3 separate regions of the Mus musculus genome follow, and regions 1 and 3 are each linked to region 2. A link is a loop called in an ENCODE intact Hi-C map of the cell type or tissue named here. Cell type or tissue: heart. All regions are shown on one strand.

The links. Peaks named below come from ENCODE experiments on the same cell type or tissue, not always from the same donor. Only the 100,000 strongest peaks of a DNase experiment are listed, where the experiment ranks them.
Region 1: a loop joins it to region 2, with 2.3 times the contacts of the local background. A loop is called at or near these places in 7 of 42 quality-filtered maps.
Region 3: it touches region 2 in a loop (4-fold over the local background); 2 of 42 quality-filtered maps call a loop at or near these places.

What each region holds. Positions count from the first base shown.
Region 1 is chr8:125,572,176-125,577,175 of GRCm38, forward strand. No RefSeq gene overlaps it. Among named protein-coding and RNA genes, the nearest start is that of Sipa1l2, 4.8 kb to the left of the region's middle. In heart, a CTCF peak has its summit at 2,318 (motif pointing right); a DNase peak (open chromatin) is centred at 296; H3K27ac peaks cover 1,014 bases.
Region 2 is chr8:125,131,725-125,136,724 of GRCm38, forward strand. It overlaps Disc1 (disrupted in schizophrenia 1), which reads left to right. Exons shown (of 13, transcript NM_174854.2): 5 at 339-459; 6 at 3,550-3,785. Among named protein-coding and RNA genes, the nearest start is that of Disc1, 80 kb to the left of the region's middle. In heart, no CTCF peak of the experiment used is centred here; DNase peaks (open chromatin) are centred at 2,227 and 3,427; H3K4me3 peaks cover 329 bases; H3K27ac peaks cover 1,820 bases.
Region 3 is chr8:125,192,606-125,197,605 of GRCm38, forward strand. The region is part of intron 9 of Disc1 (disrupted in schizophrenia 1); the gene reads left to right. Among named protein-coding and RNA genes, the nearest start is that of Disc1, 140 kb to the left of the region's middle. In heart, no CTCF peak of the experiment used is centred here; a DNase peak (open chromatin) is centred at 4,976; H3K27ac peaks cover 2,086 bases.

The sequences.
Region 1 (5,000 bases), 440 kb after region 2:
GTAATTTGCAACAAACAGGTGTTGGTTTTATACATAGTCCAGGGCCTGATGTCGTTGGTCACCATACGAGGCTTCAGGACAAGGGGCAGTTTGAGAGCAGATGGGACAGGAAGGAATGCCAGTGGTGTAGCTTGGCTGAAGTGCACTTGCCTGACATGTGTAAAGCTCAGAGTTCTACCTTTAGCTCCAGAAAAAAGAAAAAAAAAAAAAAAACCACCTAAAACAGGAGGTGATAGAGAGACAGTGCCAACAAGAGGTGGCACGGGGCCTGCCTGGGAAGCAGCCATGCCCTCTGGCCTGGCACGGCGTCTCTGCTTATGCAATGCACACATGGATGCCACTGTCTTCTGCTAGTCCTGTTTGCTTGGGGTTGGGGTTTGTCGCACATGTGTCCAGCCTATGGCTATGCTTCTTCCCCTATCTTCCACAGTAGAAGCCTCTCACAACAGGGTGTGGCCATGTGAGTACAATAGCAAATGCCAGGTCCTGCATCATTTGGGTTTTTTTGGTTGATTGGTTGGTTGGTTGCTTTTTGTTGTTATTGTTGTTTTGAAACTAGGTATCTCTATGCGCTTCTGGCTGTCCTGACCTTGCTGTGTAGACCACACTGGCCTTGAATTCACAAAGATCTGTCTGTCTCTGCCTCCCAAGTGTTGGGAGTAAAGTTGTGCACCACCACACCTGGCAAGAATGTATCTATTTATGTCTATTCATGTATTTTGTGCTTATGGATGTTTTACCTGCATGTGCATTTACACACCAGAAGAGGGCATTAGATGCCACAGGACTACAGTTATAGACGGCTGTGAGCTGCCATGTGGGTGCTGGGAATTGAAGTAAAGATCTCTGAAAGAGCAGTCAGGGCTCTTAACCACTCAGCCACCCCTCCGGCCACAACAGGGTTTTAAGAAGTGGCTTCAGTGGCTGGAGAAATGTATCATCAGTGGGTAAAGCCCTCGGTGTGTGGGCCTGATGTCCTAATTGGGATATGCCACTAGTCCTGACCAAAGCAAGGCCTGTATTCGTTTGAAGTGAAAACCAAATGAACAGTGTATTATAGGACCATGTGCTAATTGCCATTGTATGACATAATGTATATACTGTCCCAGGAGTTGGCCCACGAATGCCACCTGTAAAAACCTCAGCTCTGTAAGCACACATGGAAACCTGCTCTTCCCAGGGCACTCTGGTAACAACAGAAGAAGACAGTCTTCCTTAAGTAAGGAGGCAGCTGCCCTCAGGAAGAGGAAACATAGCTGCATTTCTGCAGGGAGCAGATTTAAGCTGTGAAAAGCTGTCATATTTAAAATGTCACCGTGAACCTAAAGTAGCCTAGATCTCCACAGAGACCCAGAAAGACGAATCGGATGGAGTGATCAAACTAAAGGTAAAGTTGGGCATGATAGCCCACACCTGTAATCCTGGCACTTAGGAGACCAAGGCAGGAAGATTGCTGCAAGCTCTAGGCCAGCCTGGGCTACATAGTTTAGTTGCAGGCATGCCTGGGCTACTACTTGAGATCCTGTCAAAAACAAAACAAAAACAAAACCTTATTGACAGGTACCTTTGATCTGACTAAGTTTTTCCTGATCTTAACTGTGTGTTTCACCGATGAGGAATCCTATATGTTGGTCTGTGGCCCACCCCAGGAACCTCTAAGACTTCCAGGATGGTGGATGATTTCTTTTCTGGTGCCTCGGTGTAAGGAGGGAGGAAGGAGGAGCAGAAGCTACAGGTCAACCCAGAAGAGTCTATCACTGCTCCCACTCTGAGTCTGGTCAGCAGAGGACTTAGAAGTTCCCAGGTACTCAGCTCAGAGGACTGAGTCTAGTTTGGAAGTGTGTGTAGCTACAAAGTAGCATCTTATGTATGTGTGTAGCCATATAAGTAACATCTTATATATGTGTGTAGCTAGATACATAAGTAACATCTTATATATGTGTATAGCTACATAAGTAACATCTTAAAATTCTAGTTTCTCCTCTAAATAGGTAAAGTGGATGATAAAGGCCCAAGGACAGAGGTGAGTGAGGCCTCTGAGTACAGAAAACAGGGCAGGAGCCATGTTCACTGTTTCCACTGCCTGACTTAGGATGGGGCTGGGCAAGAAGTTGGTGACTGAGAGACAGCACATGAACGCATTGCAGGAAGACAAGGGGGCTGCTTCTCCTACATCACACCAGAGCAGACTTCAGGGTCACACCTTCATCCTCTAAGTGTGTTCCTAAGACACACTAAGCCAGTGTCTTTTACTTTGTTATTGCACAATAACAATGCATTGTACATTGGACTGATCTGTGAGCAGCTGTTATTTCTCACCACTAGATGGCGTCTACCAATAGTGAGGTTCAGGAGCTGCACACGCAGTCTGCCAAGCAATAATTCTTGAGAGATCGATACAAGAAAACATTTATATCCATTTATATACATGTGTATTCACTTTGTACCTGTGATTTCTTTTTGATACTGGCTATGAATCTACAGCCACCTGTCATTTGGCAAACCACGGAGGTCTTCAGGAACATTTTAACATTGTCATTTGCATACTAAACAGCTCGGGGGCCATGTAGGTTGGCTGTTGTGTAAGCCTAGTGACCAGAGTTAGATCCTTGGGACCCAGAGTATAAGGAGAAAATAGCCACTTAAAGGTTGTCCACTGACCTCTACATGAGTGCCTAGGTATACTCTGTGCACAGATACAAATGATGGTGGTGATGATGAATTTAATTTTAAAAATAATATGTAAGCATTTTCATTGTGCAAAGCATTACATTAGGCACCTCAAAGTACTTGGTGACAATTCCTGAGTCACTCTGAAATACCAGGTGGCAAAAAAACCAATACGCCCTTGGTTTAAAGAAGTTGGAAGCAATATGGGGAAAACACTGTGCCGGTGCATTGCTTCTTGTCTGGTCTCTGCTCTGGGGGAAGTTCTTGTTTGTCAGCTTCCATGACACAAGCCTTGAGAAAGTCAATTTAGAGAATTTGCTCCACGCTCACTTGCCTCTCCGGCTTCTGTCTCTGTTGCAGTGAGGTAAAGCAGCAAGGTGGACTGCCTTGAATAGAGCAGAGCTGCTCACCTTAGCGAGGAAAGGGAGCACAGAAGTGGGGGAAACCCATTTGAAGCACAGTCTGAAGGGCCTACCTTCCTTTAAAGACCCCCCATTCTAATTTCCCAGTACGCTCCAGCAATAGCCCACCAATTGTAGACAGGCGAAGGATCGATTCGCCGATGACGTCAGAACCCTTGTGTTCCAGTCTTCACAGAGCCCCGCCTCTGAACGCAGCCCCACAGGGAACCAACCCTTAAACCCATGAACCTTTGAGGGCATTTCAGATCTGAATCCTACCACGGTCTCATCCAAATGCAGAGGTGGAAATGTTTACAACACTTAAAACACAGAAAGAAACAGATGTTTGGGGGAGATTCTTACAAGTTACAAGGGAGAAATGAGGAGGAATATAAAATATCTGTCAAGTCCCGGTAGTTACCGCACCCCAGTTCCACGTGGAGATGCCTCCTCCGCCTGACATCTGCTTGTCTGCCTTATAGCTACACTCCTTACTTCCGGTGGGGACCTCAATGGAAAAAATGCTGGCGAGAGACAGAAAAGCAAGAAGAGCAAAAGGCAGCCAAAGAGTCACCAAGTGTGGCCAAGGGCAAGCTGTGCCAATTCTAGCCACAAACCTGAAGACTGGATACATGAACATGCTTTTGTTGTTGAGAGAGTTCATGTCTCAAAGCCAGTGTGCAATTAGAGAGAAGGGAGCCAGGCGTGGTGGCTCATGCAGGTAATCTCCGCTCTCAGGAGCTTGAGACAAGAGGATTGCCCTGAGTTTAGAAACAGAACAAGAACCTCCCAGAAAGAGAAGGAAACATAAAACAAAGCCAAAGGACCTTGGTCCTCCTGACCCCAATGTTCCCAGAAACTGAAATCAGAGAATCAGCCAAAAAAAAAAAAAAAAAAGAAAGAAAGAAAGAAAGAAGGAAGAAAAAGAAAAGAAAAGAAAAAAGAAACCTGACAGCAACAACATTTTACTTCCTTATTTCCAAAAATGGTAAGGAATGACTAAGCAAGGGGCTTGTGGCAGCCACCACAGGGAAGCATCCAACACTCTCCCCTCAAGTGAATCACGGATTTTGTCTGTGGCTCAATGGTGGACACCCAGTCTATCAAGCTCCCTCCCCTCCCCCAGACTGTGTTCGCTAAGCATCCGGGATAGATGTTGTGATGATATGCCACACTGTGGCTGCCAGTCCCTCCTGGGGTGCCTTCTTTCTCTGGCCTCCATGATCCAGAAAGGAACTATCACCAGCCGGTGACTCTCTAGATCCACAAGAATATCTCACATCGACTGTTTCCAAACCCCTGCTAACTTGAGACCTCACTAGGCTCTGTCTGCTGCAGTTCCTGCTTCAGGAACAGGCTACCAATTCATCTGGCATGGCCACCAGACTTCTCCCCTGCTCTCTGCCCTCTTGCTCTCCTCCAGCCCTCAGTCAGGCCTTCTGTGTTCTCATGTGCCCATCTGTGTTTCTGGTCCAATTCTGCCCCCACACTATCCTATGTGACCTGGAAAGCAGCAGAAGTTGTCTGTCCATTTCACTGTCTGTATGTCTTGTCTCCTGCTGGATCTCTTCCAATCCCTCTGCTCCCTTGTGCTCTTGCATGCCCTCCCTCATGGGATCAATCACTACGCCTTGTTTCAGATCCCTCAAGGGTTCCCTGCAGTCCCAAGAGAAGCCTTATGTCTTGGTCTGGCCCATCCTGTGTCCCAGCCTCCAGCACGATTCCTGTCCTCTCTCCTCCACAGAGCTGGTCATCACCTTTTAGTCATTGAACACCTCCTCTATTCTCTCAGCATTATCTTCTTCCTTCCCACACCTCCAGCCAGCCAGCTCCTGTTTTTTCCTTCTCAGATGGAACACCTTCAGAGAGCCTTGACACCCCACACTAGGCTAGGACACCCCATCATGAACCCCTAGTGATTTCTTGCAT
Region 2 (5,000 bases):
TGCCAGGCGACCACTTTCCCTGGCCCCATGTGGGGTTTCTAAATTAGATTGTATTTTATGCTTCCAGTATAGTTTAGTTTGGACTGACTATGTGTCAGGTGTTCATAGCCAGGGTGGCTATGGGCTAGGGCATATGGAAATACAGGCTTGATAGATGCAACTTGGATGGAGGAAAAAAAAAAGCCCCAACAGATCCTAGTTGAAACAGAAATGTACATTAGGGGCTCCATCCCTGTGAGCACCCGGATGAGACAAGCTTTGTGCAGTCTCTAAGTACATGTCGACCTGAGCTCATCTGTTTCTCCACACCTGTACCAATGCATGTCTGTTACTTGAAGGGCCGGCAGCGATGATCCAGAAGCCCCACTTGAAGGACAGCTGAGGACTACCGCCCAGGATAGCCTGCCTGCATCCATCACCAGGAGGGACTGGCTTATTCGAGAGAAACAGCGATTGCAGGTGAGTGGAATAGAATCTTCCAGAAAGGGAGTGGGCCCTCTCTTACCCATGTAAGTCAGATGCAGTGAGGGGGCCTCTGCTTCACTGCAGTGCAAGGACTCAAAGCGGAGGCGGTAGAGCGGCCACTCCTTTGCACAGGACTGGGTTGCAGTTGCATAGATGGGAGTCAGGATCTTTGGTTCTGCTCTCTGTGGCCGCTGGTGTGTCTGGGAATCTCTGTGGCCGCTGGTGTGTCTGGGAATCTCTGTGGCCGCTGGTGTGTCTGGGAATCTCTGTGGCCGCTGGTGTGTCTGGGAATCTCTGTGGCCGCTGGTGTGCTAGGAATGCTTTGTGGGAATCCCTACCATGGTGGACTCTGGGAAACCACTGTGAAGAGACATGGTTTTGAGTCTAGCCCGGGTGTGAGGCTGCATCTGTAATGACCAGCAGATATGTGGAGGCCATGCTTGGCTCACAGCAGTGGTGACATCTGGCCAGGAAGTGCCCAGGGTTAGAACTCTAAATGAGGCTCCAAGGTGAGAGAGCAGAGGCAGGAAAGGGGTCTGGAAGTTTTCTAAGTAGACCCCGGGCAGGGACTGAGAAGCAGCCAGGGGTCGGGGTTGGGGGTAGGGGGCTGGGACTGCTGAGCCTGCAGCCTGGAGCAGGAACTGGGAGTCTGTGAAGCACCAGGCAGCAGCACCAGGGATTCATGGGAAGAGCCTAAATGGACAGAGTGGAAAATCCATCCAGTGTGATTCTTAACATCAACTTTGGGCCTCCACGTGCACACATACCCACGTGCTCCCACGTGCTCTCACGTGCCTGCGGACATAGACACACCACACTCCCATGAAAGTGGAAAAAAAATTAATAGAAGAATGAGATGTTTTGTTGTCATGGAAAACAGTCTTGCAGTTCCTCAAACATTTGAAAATGGAGTTCTTCATACCCAGCACCCAGTCCCGCTCATCGTTGATACACACCTGAAAAGAAAGTGCTGTCTAGACAAGACATCTAGTCACTATAACTGATGACAGCCCAAGAGGCCATGGCTGGATAGACAAGCAAAGTGTGTTGTGGATGCACTTTGTGGTCTGTGACTAGGCTTACAAAAGGCACTGTACTACCGGGCACAGTGTGGGTGAATGTGGAGGGCATTGTGTTTGCTGCATGAGACAGTCATGGAAGAGAGATACTGTAATATTCTACTTAGATTCCCAGAGTAGGAAAGGAGATTGGGGTGCGGTGGGGAGTGGGTGGGGTAAGGAATGGGGGTGAGGATCGGGTGGCAGGGGACGGAGAATTAGTGTTTAATGGGGATAGAGTCTTGTGGTTGGATGGCGAGATTGCTCGCATGGTTTGTGTGTGTCTGACATCACTGAACTGAGCATGTGTGGTGGCAGAGACGCTAATTCTTATGCCTCTTTTACTATAGTTTAGGGTGACCTGAGCTTGTCTTCCTAGTATGGGGAGGCTGAGGCAAAAGTATTGCTGTAGGTTCAAGCCTGGGCTGCAAGATGAGTCCTGGGCTAGCTCTGACTGCTAAAAAAAACGAGAGAGAGAGAGAGAGAGAGAGAGAGAGAGAGAGAGCGAGCTGTGGATCTCAAGGGCAGACAGAGCAGCCAAGCCTTGTTGAACACAGCCTGCAGGCGAGCCGGAAGTTCTGGGTGGGAGTGTTGGAGCTCATCTCTCTCCTCTGGGACTGCAGGTGGGTGCAGGAGGTAGAAGCTGTGGAGAATCTGCTCCGTGGGTGGAGAGAACATTCGGGAGATAGGGGAGATATCAGGAATTAAGCTGTGCTCTTATCAGCTAGGAACAGCAAGGGAACAGGGGCGTGTCCCTCAGCAGAGCCTGGTGCTGTATTCAGACTCCCACGCATCGAGATGGCTATCTGCCCAGCACCAAGCACACGATGTTCAGTCACCTGCTGCTTGTTTATGCGTTGGCCTGGAGACAGATGATAGTTATGGATTAACATAGATTCTAGGTCAATCAATTAGTGCAAATTGTGTGTGAGTGTCTGTGTGTTTGAATGTGTGCACATGTGTGTGCACATACATGTATGTGGAGGACAGAAGTTGATGTTGGATACTTACCCCAATCACCCTTCACCTTATTTTTGACCCAGAGTTTCTCATTGAATCTAGATTTCAATGACTGGGCTAGACTGTGGCCAGCAAGTTCCCAGGATCCTCCTGTCTCTGATCACCACACCCTCATGCTGGGGTGAGGAATTCATTCTGTGGGACCCCAGCTTTCCCATGGGTTCTGGGGAATCAGAAGGTAGCGCACGCCTTTAATCCCAGCACTTGGGAGGCAGAGGCAGGTGGATTTCTGAGTTCGAGGCCAGCCTGGTCTACAAAGTGAGTTCCAGGACAGCCAGGGCTACACAGAGAAACCCTGTCTCGAAAAACAAACAAAAACAAAAACAAACAAACAAACAAAAAACAAAGAAGAAGAAGAAGAAGAAGAAGAAGAAGAAGAAGAAGAAGAAGAAGAAGAAGAAGAAGAAGAAGAAGAAGAAACAGCAGCAGCAGCTCTTTGTGCGTGCACGGCAAGCACTTGGCGGACAGAGTCACCTCACCGACTGTGGGAACCGAACTGTCCGACATGCTAAAGGACATTAGGCTCCATGGCCCAACAGCCATTTGTTCTCTGCATCCCATTGCTGTGACAAGCCAAGGCTCCTGTCTTTCTGTGCATCCTAAATCCTCATTGTTTGTGGACAGGGTTTTCTCCTCCCGGCTCACAGCTGGCATCTCGGTGTGGGGTATGAGCTGCTAGCACCCTCACTTGCCCGCTGCCAGAAGGGAAGCCAGTGAGCGACACACCATTCACTGGGTTTTATCAAATCAAAACCTTGGCCCGCACCTGTCTATATTTAATGCTTGGGAGGAAGCAATGTTTTCCTTCCTGCCAGCACATCAAAAACACAAAGCTGGCGGCATGATTTTTCCGGTTCAGCAAACTTCTGGAATCTGCCTGCCTCGGAAGGGTGGGGTAGGTGGGCTTTGCGACTGCGGTGCATATGGCCCCCCTATCATTTAGCCACTCTCATTGTCAGCAGAGCAGGGTTAATGGCTGAAATCTGTTCCCCCTCTCTCTCTGCAGAAGGAAATCGAAGCTCTCCAAGCACGGATGTCTGCGCTGGAGGCAAAGGAAAAACGGCTGAGCCAAGAGTTGGAGGAGCAGGAGGTGCTGCTCCGGTGGCCGGGCTGTGACCTGATGGCACTGGTGGCCCAGATGTCCCCAGGCCAGCTGCAGGAGGTCAGCAAGGCCTTGGGAGAGACCCTGACCTCTGCCAACCAGGCTCCCTTCCAGGTGGAGCCACCTGAGACCCTCAGGAGGTACTGGTGACTTTCTGAGTTTCCAACTTTACCTCTTTCTCCTGGTTATTGAGGTGACTTTGCTGTCCCTTGTCCATGGGTCCTTCTCAGGCAGTCTGTTTGCTGAGTGGAAGGGATGGAGGCATTTTGATGTTAGATTGCCTTCGGGGTCAGCCATGAGCCTGGGAGTTATTTGGTATTCGATCTACCTAACCCCTAACTGTCTGCAGTGTCCTCTCTCCAAGAAGCAGTTTCCACCATTCCCAGGGGCTGGCTCGTCTCTCCCTCCTTCTCTCCCTCCCTCTTTCATTTGGGATTCAATTAGATAGAGATAGTGACACTGGCTTTTGATGAAGATAATCTCCTGGAAAGAGACAGATTCCACTTCTATCAAGGGATAGGGCATGGCTTTGAAAGACTGTACCCTGGGCTGCGGTGATGCTCAGATATAAAGTGTTATCACACAAGTGTGGGGATCTGAGTTTAGAACCCCAGACCCTGTGAAAAATCTGGGTGCAGGGGTACACACCTTTAACCTGGTTTCTGGGGCTACAGACTCAGGAGGATCTCTGAGGTTTGCTGGCCACGCAGCTTAGCTCTAGATTCAGTGACCCTGAGTGTGATCGAGGAAGATTAACCTCTCTCTCTCTCTCTCTCCCTCTCCCTCTTCCTCTCTCTCTTTCTCTCTGTGTGTGTGTGTGTGTCTGTCTGTCTCTCTTTATGGCATGTGTGTATATATGTACACGTATGAACATGTGCACAAACAAACAAAAATCTCCCAAACAAAGGACAACTTACCCAGTGTTTTCATAGACACTGGAGTGAATGGAATGAATGAGCGACCTTGGACTGCTGGTTGTCAGAGGCTAAGCAATCACCATATGCCTGGTGCCTACACTTCGTGGGTTGCATATATTTTCCTGTCCGTTTTCCAGATAGTGAACAGAAGATTAGGAAAGCTAATGATTAAAAGAGAAGTTTATAATTTTCCCACATCTTAACAAGAAAAAAAAAAAACATGCTCAGGATTTTCAAACCTGGGTATATCTTTGGGCCAGAGTGAGCGGGGCTGGCCAGAGTGAGCAGAGTTCTTGAATTCAATCCTTAGCAACCACATGACGGCCCACAGCCATCTGTAGGGCTACAGTGTGTTCATATACATACATACATAAATAAATCTTAACAACAACAGCAACCCCCCCTCCCAATAGGTCCCCTAAGTTCTGTCTGTATACA
Region 3 (5,000 bases), 61 kb after region 2:
CAGAAGTTTGAAAAGCTGAATCATAGTTTTTATCTTTTGCATTATAGGATACTGAGATGATAAAGTGATGGAGAGGGGAGGGGAGTGAGTGCCCACAGTGTTCCTGTGGGAGTTAGCATCTATCTAGACTTGTGGGGTGGATACTTGAGCCTTGTGTTGCTTGTGTGAAGCAGCCCAGTGGGGACACAGATATCTTAGAGAGGGCTGCAGACTTCATCCCAAGCCCCCTTTTCTGAGCTGCCTTTTCATGTCACTTCAGGTGGATAACCTGGGATTGTGTGTGCACATATGTGTGTGTGCATGTATATGTGCATGCATTGTGTGCATGTGTGTATGCATGTATATGTGTATATGCATATGTGTGTACATGTGTGTATGCATGTATATATGCATGTGTGTGCATGCATTGTGTGCATATGTGTGTGTCTGCATGTATGTGTGCATGCATATGTGTGTGCATGCATGTGTAAGCATGTCTGTTCATGTGTGTCTGCATGTGTGTGTGTGCACGCATGTGGAGGCCAGAGAACAACCTCAAGTGTCGTTCCTCAGTCACTCCTGCAGCCCCACCTCCACCGTGCTGCAGGAGGACTGAGTCTCCTACACACAAGACTTTGCAGCACACATTCAGCACAGTGAGCCACCGTGGCAGTAGGTGGTTCCACACACTAAGGGGTGTTGCCAGAGTTCTTTCTCATTTGCTCATGGTTCATTGTCAGAGTTCTTGGTAGTTTCCATGGATTTAAAGTCCCAGGTGAGACCATCGTTAAGGGAATCACTTCCATGAGGAAGGTGTCTGAATTTGGGGTTTAAAAACAAAAACCCAAACAGAAGGGAAAGGAAACATAGGGTTAGGGATGTTGTTTAGCTGGCAGAGTTCTGGCCTGCATACAGGAAGCCCTGGGCTTGATTCTCGTATGGCACACCTATAATCCCAGCATTCTGGGAGCAGAGGCAGGAGGATCGGGAGTTCAAGGGCATCCTTAACTACAAACAGAGTTCTGGGCCAGCCTGGGCTACATTAGACCCAGCAAAATAAAACGAAAGGAAACAGAAGGAGACCCATGGACAAATGCAGTGGCCTTTCCTTGCTCTCCCTCCACAAGCCCTAAGTAGCCCCGTTGGGCCAGCCTGTGTGTGGCTGGATCTCCCAGCGCCTGGAAGCTTCTTGTAGAATTCCTTCCCCTTGGCTGAGTTCTGCAGAGTGGTTTTATTTTTATGTGCTCAACTCCAAAAGCCAACAGGACAGGAGATGCTAGATGCGATTTGGAAGAGAGAAGCACAGTTTAGACCTGGCTGCTTCCTGGCTGCTTCCTGGCTGCTTCCTGGCTGCTTCCTGATATAATTGTAGTTCAAGTGTCTCCAAGATCAGACAGCTGGCCCCTTCTTGAGGCAACTCTCCGAGACAGATGGACCAGTCACATCTCAAAGCGTTGACTTTTCCTGGGCTCTGGCTTCCATCTCTCTCTGTGCCCTGTCTTTTCCACATGGCATCTAGGGAGTTCCCTGGTACCAAGATGCTATCCAGAGATGACCTGCTGCCTTCTATTTGAAGAAGGAAGGATGCATATGGAGTTCTGGGCAGGGTCACTTTATCCCCAGATCGATCTGAACCGTGTCTCGTGGAATCTGCAAGTCCTGTGGACTGTAGGCAGCTGTGTAGTCTTCACCATGGAACATCTCTCATGCTCTTCTACAGCACAAAGCCTACCATCACATCTATGAAAAGCAGATGCTCATTCCCTGACCAGTTAGATCAGTTATTCTGTATTCTACTACAAATGTCTTCTTGTTTCTTATTTAAAACAAGAACTCTGGGACTTGGGGAACTGGCTCAGTCTATAAAGTGCTTGCTATAAGAGTACAAAGACCCAAGTTGGAGCTTCCAGTACCCACATAAAAAGCAGATCCGAACCCCCTCATGGTTGGAAGAAGAGACAGGTGGAAGCTTCATCTAGCCAAATCAGAGAGCCCCAGGGCTCACCGAGATATCCTGGCCTCAAAATAATGTAGAAATCGGTGGAGGAAGACACCTGATGTCCATTTCTGGCCTCCTTATACACACATACCATACACATATGCAGTTGCACACATATATGCACACACATGAATATAAACACACATGCAACACACACCTATGCACACCCCCCAAGGGCTTATTTGCAAATTCCCACTTAAGGACTAAACAGAATAGACTTTGCTGATCATCCACACCAATTATAAACATCAAAGTGGCCCAGGGGAGTAGGGTATGCAGAGCGGAAGCTGCTGGCTACGACCTGTCTCACAGCAATTTTAGGGCCCTCTGGAGTTCAAAGTGAACTACTATATGCTTTACCCACAAGCATTCCATATTGGAGAAGGGACTTTAGCCTGTGACCTTCTATATTTCTGTTGGTAATAATATACCACAGACGAAGTTATAAAGAAAGCTTATTTGGGCTACAGTTCTCCAGATACAAGGTTGAAGGCCACTGTGGTGACCTTTCTCCTGACAGAGTCCCACGGTGGCTCAGAATATCAGGAAGAGAAAGGCTTACACAGTTTCCCCCCTCTGTCTTATAAAGCCACTGGGATTCAATCACGGGCTTTACCCTAATGACTGATATCCAATACTCTTCACCTCCCAGGGGCTCAACTCTGAACACTGTAGTCAGATTAAATTTCCACTCTCTCCTGCTTCACAACGGGGATTAAATCTCTATGAAAAGTCCCAGGGGACACATTTGAGCCATCTCCAAAACACAGCAGTTGCTCTCTCTGACTCCAGGCTCAGCCTCAGCCAAGCGTCGCCTCTGAACCGCAGGGCTGTGCTCATTCTCAAGCTATGGGCTTTGCCGGCGAAGGACCCCCTTCTCTTTCCTAGATCGCTTCCTGGGGTCGGCTGCTTTCCAGAGAGCAGAATGCTGGCTATAGATGGTGGGTTTGTACATGTAGGGCAGGGCACCTGTTTCCCTGGGCCGGGGTGCCAGGAAGAGGAAGCAGACGGGTGTGACCCCATGCTGATTATTTTGAATCAATTTCTGCCTTCACCCGGATGGATTCCTGATAACACCGAACCTCCTGGAATTGATTTCTCCCATTAAGGATGAAACACAGGGCGCTCTCAGTGAATACATCCGTCCGTCAGCAAGCGTCTCCACAGAGGCAGCACGTGTGAGGGTTGAAGGCACGGAGCGAGGATCAAAGTCACCAACAGTGACCTCCCGGCCCTAGAGTGTGAATTGGAAGTGGGTTGAGTGTGTGTGTGTGTGTGTGTGTGTGTGTGTGTGTGTGTGTGTTCAGTTCTCAGTTCATGTGCACCCACTAGCACACCTAGTAACATGCTCTTCCTCCTTGGAGGCACCACATCCTAAACATTCCAGAGCCCCCGTAATCAGCACTGCCAACTGGGACTGGTGGTAAGATACATGAGTTCTCATTCAAACCACCACAGGCTGGATCGCTCCGGTTCCGCTGAGCAGGAATGTGAGGTTTTCAGAAGATTCTATATGACTTGGGGAAGAAAAAAAATGTTCCTCATGGCCAAGCTGGGCCTGGACTCAGGGCTATGGTCTCCTAACTGCTACTTCCAAGTTCCCCACAGCTTTGATGTGAGGCGACGTGAAGTATCAGCAAAAGTGGGGCACCGGGCTGTTCACACCTGTGCCAGAGATTCTCTGCTGGGACTGAGCTGAACGTCTGTAGAAAACATTCTACACAAAGTTGGGAAGCGCTCAGTGTTCAGTGCCTCGGGTTCTGTGAGCAACTTAGAGGTGAGGGCAGTGCCTGCCTTGGGGCATCACCGATGAATGTAAGGCCCAGGGTCTCACACCATCGGTTTGTGAGACACAGGGTGGGCCACGGCCACAAGAGGTATGCAAGGCCACGAGGTGTGCAAGAGAGAGCCTAAAGAGTGAGCGGGCGCTCTGCCAGACTTCAGAGAAACAGTGAAAATGGAGGTGAATCTTGAAAGCTAGCCAAGGGGCAAGGTGCTTATGACAGGCAGGGCCACTGCTAGCTTTTACGGAGGTCTTGGATTAATCGCCAGCTGACAGTGTCCTTGTCACCATCTCCTTTCTCCTTGAGTCCGGATCCCTTTCATCTCTCGTATTTCTCCTCGTCCTGCCTGGGTTTCGGGAGCAGCTGTTTCTTTCGCCTCGCAGGACTAACCGGCCCAGACAGTGCTGCACGCAAGCTCCTTGGAGCATGGCTGATCTACTTTCCCCACACCCACACGCCATGACTAAATCTTTCCCTTTTGCTCTCTTCTGTGACAACCTTTGGCCTTTTTGTAGCATGTGTGCCTCCGTGAGGCCTCAGTGCTCTGAGGATATACTGGACTGGGCTAGGGCGAGGAAGCAGTCATGGGGCAGCCTGGTGCATTGCTTACCTGGTGGTCATCAGCGGTGGACTGAGGGACAGCTGCATCTCTGCCTGCCTGTTCATCTCTAGGGCTAGCTTGAGTGGGGTGCTCACATCCCCCCTTAAAATCAGAAAAGGAGCAAAGCGCTCTCCCAAATGTTCAGAAATACTCTCCTCCCGAGATCATTACTGTCAGCTGATTTCTGAGAAGGGCAATCCTACCTTCCCCACACCCTGCTTTGACTGTATAAGGGAGCAGGAAGCACATCTAACAATAAGCAAACTAGTACCTTAGATGCCAACAGGCCGTGTGCAGCAGCCCATGTTGAAAGCAGGCTCATACAGGGACACTGGTGCGTTACCCCTGGGCAAAGCTGAGTGTAAAGTCTAGGGTGGATGGATGCAGGATGGATGCAGGATGGTTGCAGGATGGATGCAGGATGGATTCAGGATGCAGGTTCATACGGATGAGCTGCAGCTTGCCCCCAGGGCACAGGCTGCTCTCTCAGACCCACCCTTACTTTGTGCTCCTCCTCCACAGTGACTTGCTGACCACAAGGTACAAGGTGATCTTACGAGTTGGCTTGGGTCACACAGCCTCTTGACAATTGGCCCCAGCCTGTCCTGTATGAGCCAGGGTCCAGCATGTGGATAAG